Linked DNA regions of Homo sapiens: region 1 is linked to region 2. Evidence: read pairs that join two places in POLR2A ChIA-PET (ENCODE). Cell type or tissue: MCF 10A. All regions are shown on one strand.

Region 1 (4,000 bases), 170 kb before region 2:
GGGGCTTGGGCAGCTCGGTTATGCACCAGCAGTGTGGACTGGTAGGGTTCTTCAGCCTCACTGTGCCTCAGTTTCTTCACTGAACAATTGGGATTGTAGGTCATGTAGACCCTAGGGGTTGTTGTGAAGTGCTTGGAACTGTGCCTGGCCCTTCTTGAGTGTCAGAGCCTGTGGCCATTCCCTCCTCCCTGAGTGGGAGAAGAGAGATGTTGCTCTAATCTTGCCATCCACTTCCTGCTCAACCTACATCCCACCCTAGCCCAGGCTCCGAACTCCAAGCATGTTCCTCGAACAGGGGCTCCTGCTCCTCGCTTTGTGAGGACAGCCAGTGGCCTCCACGCTGGCTCCAGCCCTGCTGAGGTCGTGGGTGCTGGTGAGAGTGGTCTGGTAGCACCGGAGGACATGTCTTCTGCACTCTGCCTTGCTTGAGGTCAGGGTGGGGTGAGGTTTCCATGGGTGGAGTGACTCACAGGGCACTGGGGGGCAAAATCACACGGCTTCTGGGGTGGGGGCAGCTGGGTAAGGGAGGAGGTGGTTCTCACAACTTGTTCTCATAACTGTGTATATGATGGGAAGAAGTGGCCGCAGGCTCCAGACCACATGTGACATCATGTCTCATGGGTCACACTTTGGGGCTCATCCCTTGCGTTTATGTCCCTGCTTCCGTCCCTGCTCTTACAGGAACAGGGGCTTATGCTGTCTTCTCGGAATCTGGCCCCATCTTCTCTCCGCAGTGTCCCCACCCTCTTCTAGAAACTGCAGCCTCCTGATCACTTTCCAGCTGTCACCCATGGCCTGACTTGGATGCTGAGGCTGTGAGGAGTTTCTTTCCTGACCATGACAGGAAGGCCGGTTTGAGGGACATAGAAGTCCTGCAAAGTATCTGCGGGAAAAGAGAGGCAAAGTCTAAACAGGTTCTGATCCCAGCTTCACCAGAAACTTACCGTATGCCTCACGGCGATAGATATCAACCCCCTTTCTGAGCGTTAGTTTCCTCACCTATAAAATCAAAGAGAGGACTTTGGAATTCTACACATCCTTCCAGCTAATGATAAAATGTACACTTGGCAGGTTTCAAGTGGCTTATGAAGTGGCTAATGCCCAAGAGATGCTAGTGGTTGTTAGGGGATCCATTAAAGAGCCGAAATGACATTGAGGGTGATGACTGTTTTTGACTCGTTTAACTGATGACAGCTGTCCTTCTGAAACTTGACACTTGAATGTGCATTAAGCAGAGTTTTTCCTCAGAGACACAAGTTTCAACAAGTGCGTAATTTGTTCAATCACCAGACACCATGTATATGGTTTTCTTTAGTAACAACAATCTTTAGATGTAATTCACATACCATATAATTCACCCATTTCAAGTATATGATTCAATGGCTTTAGTATGTTCACAGAGTTGTACAGCCACCGCTACAGTCAATTTTAGAACATCTTCATCACTTTCCAGAAATAAAACCTATACCCACTGGTGGTCATTTCTCATTTCTTTTTCTTTTTCTTTTTCTTTTTTTTTTTTTTTTTGAGATGAAGTCTTGATTTGTCACCCAGACTGGAGTGCAGTGGCATGATCTCGGCTTACTGCAACCTCTGCCTCCCAGGTTCAAGCGATTCTCCCACCTCAGCCTCCCCAGTAGCTGGGACTACAGGCATGCGCTACCACGCCTGGCTAATTTTTTTTTTTTTTTTTTGTATTTTTAGTAGAGACGGGGTTTCACCATGATGGCCAGGCTGGTCTTGAACTCCTGATCTGCAAGTGATCAGCCCACCTTGGCCTCCCAAAGTGCTGGGATTACAGGCGTGAGCCACCGTGCCTGGCCATTTCTCATTTCTTCATAACGCTAATCTACTTTATCTCTCTGTTAATTTTCCCATTTTCGACAATTCATATAAAAAGAATCATAGCATATGTGGCCTTTTGTGTCTGGCTTGTTTCATTTAACATAATACTTTCAAGGTTCATCCATGTTGTAGCATGTATCAGTACTTTAGTCCATTTCATGGCTGAATAATATTATATTATATGGACATATCACAATTTGTTTACCCATTCATAACTGATGGATTTATTGGTTGTTTCTACTTTTTAGCTGTTATGAATAATGCTGTTATGAACATTTGTGTACAGGTTACTGTGTGGACATATGTTTCCATTTCTCCTGAGTATATATCTAGGAGTGGACTTGCTGGGACATGTGGTAACTATAGGTTTAACTTTTTGAGGAAGTGTTTTCCAACGTGATTGCATTGTTTTGCATTTCTCCAGCAGCTTATGAGAGTTCTAATTCCTCCTTTCCAAATCAAACCAAGGTTCCACTAGTTCCTTGCCAAACCTTGATTATAGCCATCCTGGTGGGTGTGAAGTCGTACCTCATTGTGGTTTTGACTTGGATCTCCCCAGTGGCTAATGAAGTTGAACATCTTTCCATATGCTTATTGGCCATTTGTACACCTTCTTTGGAGAAATGTCTATTCAAGTCCTTTGCCCCTATTTTGAACTGAGTTGTCTTTTTATTGTTGAATTGTAATAGCTCTTTCTACGTTTTGACTTCTAGACCCTTGTCAGATATAGAATTTGCAAATATTTTTTCCTATTTTGGCAGTTGTCTTTCTTTTCACTTTCTTGAGGGTGCCCTTGAAGTATAAAAATATTTTACTTTTGGCCAGGCATGGTGGCTCACATCTGTAATGCCAGCACTTTGGGAGGCCAAGGTAGGAGGATCGCTTAAGTCCAGGAATTCAAGACCAACCTAGGCAATGTGGCAAAACCCTGTCTGTACAAAAAATACAAAAATTAGCCAGGCATGGTGATGTGTGCCTGCTTTTTGGGATAGTTCCAAATAGTTCCAGCTATTTGGGAGGCTGAGGTGCGAGGATTGCTTGAGCCCAGGAGTTCGAGACCAGCCTGGGCAACATGGCAAGACCCTGTCTCTGGAAAAAAAAAAAAAAATTAGCTGAGAGTGGTGGCACACACACACCCCTGTAGTCCAAGCTACTCAGAAGGCTTAGGTGGGAGGATTTCTTGAGCCTGAGGGGTCGAGGCTGCAATGAGCCAAGATCGCACCGCTTTACTCTGGCCTGGGTGACAGATCGAGACACTGTCTCAAAAAAAAAAAAAAGATTTTACAGGCCGGGAGGGGTGGCTCATGCCTGTAATCCCAGCGCTTTGGGAGGCCGAGGCAGGCGGATCACGAAGTCAGGAGATCGAGACCATCCTGGCTAACACAGTGAAACCCCGTCTCTACTAAAAAAATACAAAAAATTAGCCGGGCGTGGTGGCGGGCGCCTGTAGTCCCAGCTACTCAGGAGGCTGAGGCAGGAGAATGGCATGAACCCAGGAGGCGGAGCTTACAGTGAGCCGAGATCATGCCACTGCACTCCAGCCTGGGTGACAGAGCAAGACTCTGTCTCAAAAAAAAAAAAATTTTTTTACTTTTGTTGAAGTTCAATTTACCTATTTTTTTCTTTTGTTGCTTATATTTTTAATGCCATATCTAAGAAGGTTCTGCCTAATCCAAGATCATGAAGATTTATTCCTATGTTTTCTTCTAAGAGTTTTATAGTTTTAGCTCTTATATTTAGGTCTATTATCCATTTGGAGTTAATTTTTGTGTATGGAAAGGGGTCCAACTTCATTCTTTTGCATGTGGATATCGTATATGGTTTTGATTTTTTTAGGTTATAAAATACCTGCTTTAGATAGAACAGTGCCATAAATCTTGCTATCTTGGAATGTTCATGTCCCTCCAAGATTCATGTTGAAACTTAATCCTCAATGCAATAGTATTAAGGAGTGGGGCCTTTAGGAGGTAATTAGGTCATGAGGGTTCTGCCTTCATGAATGGGATTAGTGCCCTTATAAAAGGGCTTGAGGGAGTCTGTTTGTACCTTCTTGCTCTTCTGCCCTTCCACCATATGAGGTCACAGCAACAGGCACCGTCTGTGGAGCAGAGAGCAAACTTTCACCAGATACCACGTCTGCTGGTACTTTGATCTT
Region 2 (4,000 bases):
GGAACACCAAGTCCAAGGCCTTGCAAGAACCCATGACTTCAAGAAACCTCAGTCCACCCCTACCCCTGCTTCTTCTCACCAAGCCCACCCATGCTCCAGACACCTCAAACTTGTCATTCCCCAGTTGTATACCTTCCTGACTTCCATGCCTTCACCCAGGCTGGTCCCACTTCCCGGGATGACCTTTTCCCAAGCTTTCATTTGCTCAGTCAAATCCTACCACTCCTATCAGTGTTTCCCAAACTCTGTTGGAAACACTCAGGTGACTGTTAAAAATACAGGCCCCCCCGGCTTCACCCCGGCCTGCTATGTTAGAATCTTTAGGGGTCTGCATTTTTAACAAGCTCCCGGGGAGAATCTGAGTGCTGCTGGCTTTGGGAGTCAGTCGGGTCCAAGACTGAATCCCAGCCCTTCTGCCGACCAGTCAGGTTACTTTGGGTAGGCCATTCTATTGTTCCTGAGCCTCAGTTTTCCCATCTGTAAAATGGAGCTAATACTGCCTCAGTGGGTTGTTGGATGGACTAGAAAAACGTGGAACACCCAGCGGTGTCAGGCAAACTTATCGCTGCTCAGTGGCCTTGCTGACTCTCAGGCTCCACTCACCTGCCTTGTGAGGCCTCCCCCAGTTCGTAATTAATCTTTCTCTTCCAGCCATCAGGGCACTTAGTACTGGTATAAAACCACTGCCTTGTGTTAGCATTTTCTCTCTACTCATGTCTTCCCATAGACCAAAGAGCTTCTGAAGAGTTAGGTGTGGCTAATCCAGCCTTATCTGGTTAAAATTGACTCCGGTGGCCCCCTTGGGGTGTCCCCAGCCCTGGCAGTTTGGGGGCTGGTCTGGCTGTGTTGGCCTTGAAGTGGCTTGGGTAGCACTAGAAGGTCCCTGGGGGAGGGGCTGGGCCTCTGCCTCCAGGACAGACTTAGTCAGCCCAGACCCTGGTCAGCGCCAGGCTCCCTTCTCCAGGTCCCACTGGCCTCACCTGGGAGGACAGAAGGCTGCAGAAGGGCAGGGCGGGGTGCGGGGCCCACCTGCAGGGTGGCTCTTGCTTCTCTTGAGGAGGTTCATGCACTTCTGGAAGCTGGCTTAGGAGCTTTTCTGTAGGGATGGAGACTAGGGGCTGGGGAAGGAGCTGAGCCACTGCTGTCTGCAGGAGTCCCAGAGCGAGGTCTTTTTCTGAAAGCACAGCCCGGGGGCAGTGTCCTCAGCCCCCAGCCCCCTTCCTGTCCCTGTGGCGGGGCCAGAAGCAGGGCCTCCATCCAGGGCAGCTTTCTCTAAGCATCCCACCTTCTGCCCTCAGGTCCCCTCGGGAGAGCTCCCCCTTCTCTCCTGGCCCATGTGTGCAGAGCCCCTAGCCCTTTCACATCCCTGTCCTGCCACATGAGGATGTGTACGCCTTGTTCTTGGCCCCAGCTGGCCCTCCTGCCCACCATATCCCCGGGCCCACGCTGGGAAGTCTACTGGGGACCTGCCTTCCTCCTCCCCCTTCTCCTTCACTCTCCTGTCCAGGAAGTCTTCTCCAATTAGCTTCCTGGTTCTCATCACTCCTCACCCTTCTACTCAGATGCACCCCCTACCCACTGTCCCAGTGCGTCCGCGTGTGTATTCCTGTGTTCATGTGTATACACATGAGTAGCCTTATGTGCATCTACTTGCACCTGTGTGTGTGTGGGGGTCTCCCAATGCAACGTGTGAGGGGCTGTGTCTGCTAAGTTCAGTCTTTGGATTTTTTCCTCCCAGGTGCCTAGGCCTGGGGTCAGCATGAAAGAGGGGTCCCCTCCAAGGAGCAGGGGTAAGGAAATCCTGCTGAGGAATTGGGGAGGAGGAAGCAGAGATGCTGTCCAGCTGGGAAGGGTTAGTTTGGGGCTCCAAAGTGGAGGAGAGGCCTCCATGGAAGGCCCCCTCCAGGGTGGGAGCTGAGGGACATTTGAGTCCTGCAGAACCAGAGATCAAGGGCAGGACCTTGGCAGCCTCCACTGAGACAGTGCTGCGGGGCTGTGTCCTCACCCTTGGGCGGAGCGTAGAGCAGCCAGAACTGGATTGCGCTTAGCAAGTCTGTTTCCAGGATCCGACACAGGAGCTCCAGGACCTGTGGGCAGGAGGCCAGCACATTCCAGCCAGGAGTACAGGCAAGGAGTACAGGCAAATGTAGGTTTGGAGGGCACCAAGGAGACCCTTCCCCCAAAGTGGGCTCCCAGAGGCGCCTGCTGGGCTAAACGTGTTCCCACAAGGGTCTGTGCCTTTTCCTCCACATTGGGCTTTGCACTTAACGGAGGGCTTTGTCTCACAACAGTCCAGGAGGAAGATTCTTAATCTTCCTGCTGGACGGGTGGAGAATCCGAGGCCCTGAGAGGGGATGCTAGCAGGTAGTTGGTGGCAGGACACGACCTCAGCGAAAGGTTCTGTGGACCCCACATCCCTGAAGCCTGCTTGGCTGGTTATTCCCTAGGGCCCCCTCACTGGGAAGCCAAGGTCCGAGCTGGCCAGTCAGCTCCTCAGAGACACACCAAATCCCACATGCCCAGGGCCTTGGTGTGGGGATTTCAGGAACCCCATGGTAAGCCATACCCTAAAAGTCCCAGAGTCTGGGGATGTTGGAAAAGGGATGGGGGAAGCCCAGAGGGCAGCCTGAGGCGGGGCAGCACAGGCCGGTTCTGCAAACTGCTCAGCACCGGCTCCCTCCTGCAGAGCTGTGGGCATGCTTGGCTCCTTGCTGCATCCTCAGTCTTTGACATCTTTGCTACTTCCGGGCTCATTTTCCCCTGCGTTCTCCAGTCAGTTAGCATCAGGAAAAGATCCAGCTGTGTCTGGGATGGGCTATGGGGGCTCCCTAGGCCAGACTGCTGCTGGTGGCTGTAGCTATGGCAGGCTGGAGTTGGGGCCTGAGGTGAAAGGTGGAAGCCCTGGAGTCCTAAGAAAGTGAGGCCCCCTCAGCTCCTGGCGGTCAGTCATCCTAGGACCTGGAGGGGCCCGTCGGTCCCCAGCAGGTCGGCCTCATCCTCAGCAGAGTGGAATCTGGGCTGGGCCTCTCCCCAGGCCTCTGCCTGCTTAGGGGTCCACCCTCGTCCCCAGATGCCCACCCGCTGTGCTGACCCACCCTGACCTGCCCCTGGGCCCTTCTCCATTCTCTGTGTCCAACTTACCTGCCTTGTGCCCCCTCCCCACAGGACCTGAGAACCTAATTCCAGGTGAGGTGAGGCCGCCCTATGGTGGAGAAAGCACCTTAGTCCTGGCTATGCTGCTCCGTCTCAGGGGACCTGGCCCATGGACTATCACTTGGCAGGGCCTCGGCCTCCCCATCCGTGGCATGGAGGTGCTGAACCCTGTCTGCTCTATCCACTTTGCTGCATTGTGGTAAGGTTTCAGAGGGAGTGTGTGCCTGACAGTGCTGGTCACAAGGAAGGTGGCAGAATGCTGGGTCTACCTCTGGCCTTTCTTGGAGGACATCCGTGCATTTTCACAGGGACCTCTGACGCCTTCACCCACCGGGATGAGGCATGGACTCATCTCAGGCCTCAGTGGGGAAACGTGAGCATGGAGGAGGTGGGCTCTGGGCTCACTGAAGCACAAGCCAGGCCCCTCGCTGAGTGTGGACACCAGGCTGGGCCTAGCCATGCAGGCTGTGGGGTGCGGCCTGCTGTGATGGGCAGGACCTCCTTCTTCAACCCACCATTGCAGCTCCCTTCACTAACTCAGCAAATGCTACAGCTGGAAGGGACCCTCGACAACAGTGCGTTCATGCTTCCAGTGGAGAGATCACGGAACTAGGGCCCAGGGAGGGGAAAGGACTCACATGGAAACCTAGAGGCAGCAGGGGGTCATAGCCCCTGCTGCTGACTCCACAGGGCTGGAGTTTTCTGTTCTTAACAGTCCTAGGCACCAGTATCCCTGGGAGGGGCCTTGCCCTAAAGCGGTTTGTAAGACCCCTAATGTGGAGAGCCAGGAGCCTGGGAGCAGAACTGGGCCCTCACCAGCAGCTCCTGATCCTGAAGGAGGAAAGCC

The links. Peaks named below come from ENCODE experiments on the same cell type or tissue, not always from the same donor. Only the 100,000 strongest peaks of a DNase experiment are listed, where the experiment ranks them.
Region 1: POLR2A ChIA-PET joins it to region 2 with 6 read pairs; 2 of 35 experiments call an interaction of 5 or more read pairs at or near these places.

The regions. Positions count from the first base shown.
Region 1 is chr10:70,603,122-70,607,121 of GRCh38, forward strand. No RefSeq gene overlaps it. Among named protein-coding and RNA genes, the nearest start is that of PRF1, 2.4 kb to the left of the region's middle. In MCF 10A, no CTCF peak of the experiment used is centred here; no DNase peak of the experiment used is centred here.
Region 2 is chr10:70,773,184-70,777,183 of GRCh38, forward strand. TBATA (thymus, brain and testes associated) reads right to left here. Exons shown (of 11, transcript NM_001318241.2): 7 at 3,970-4,000; 8 at 2,006-2,087; 9 at 1,030-1,174. Among named protein-coding and RNA genes, the nearest start is that of TBATA, 10 kb to the right of the region's middle. RefSeq lists an enhancer at 3,068-3,895 and a silencer at 3,164-3,345. In MCF 10A, no CTCF peak of the experiment used is centred here; a DNase peak (open chromatin) is centred at 2,068.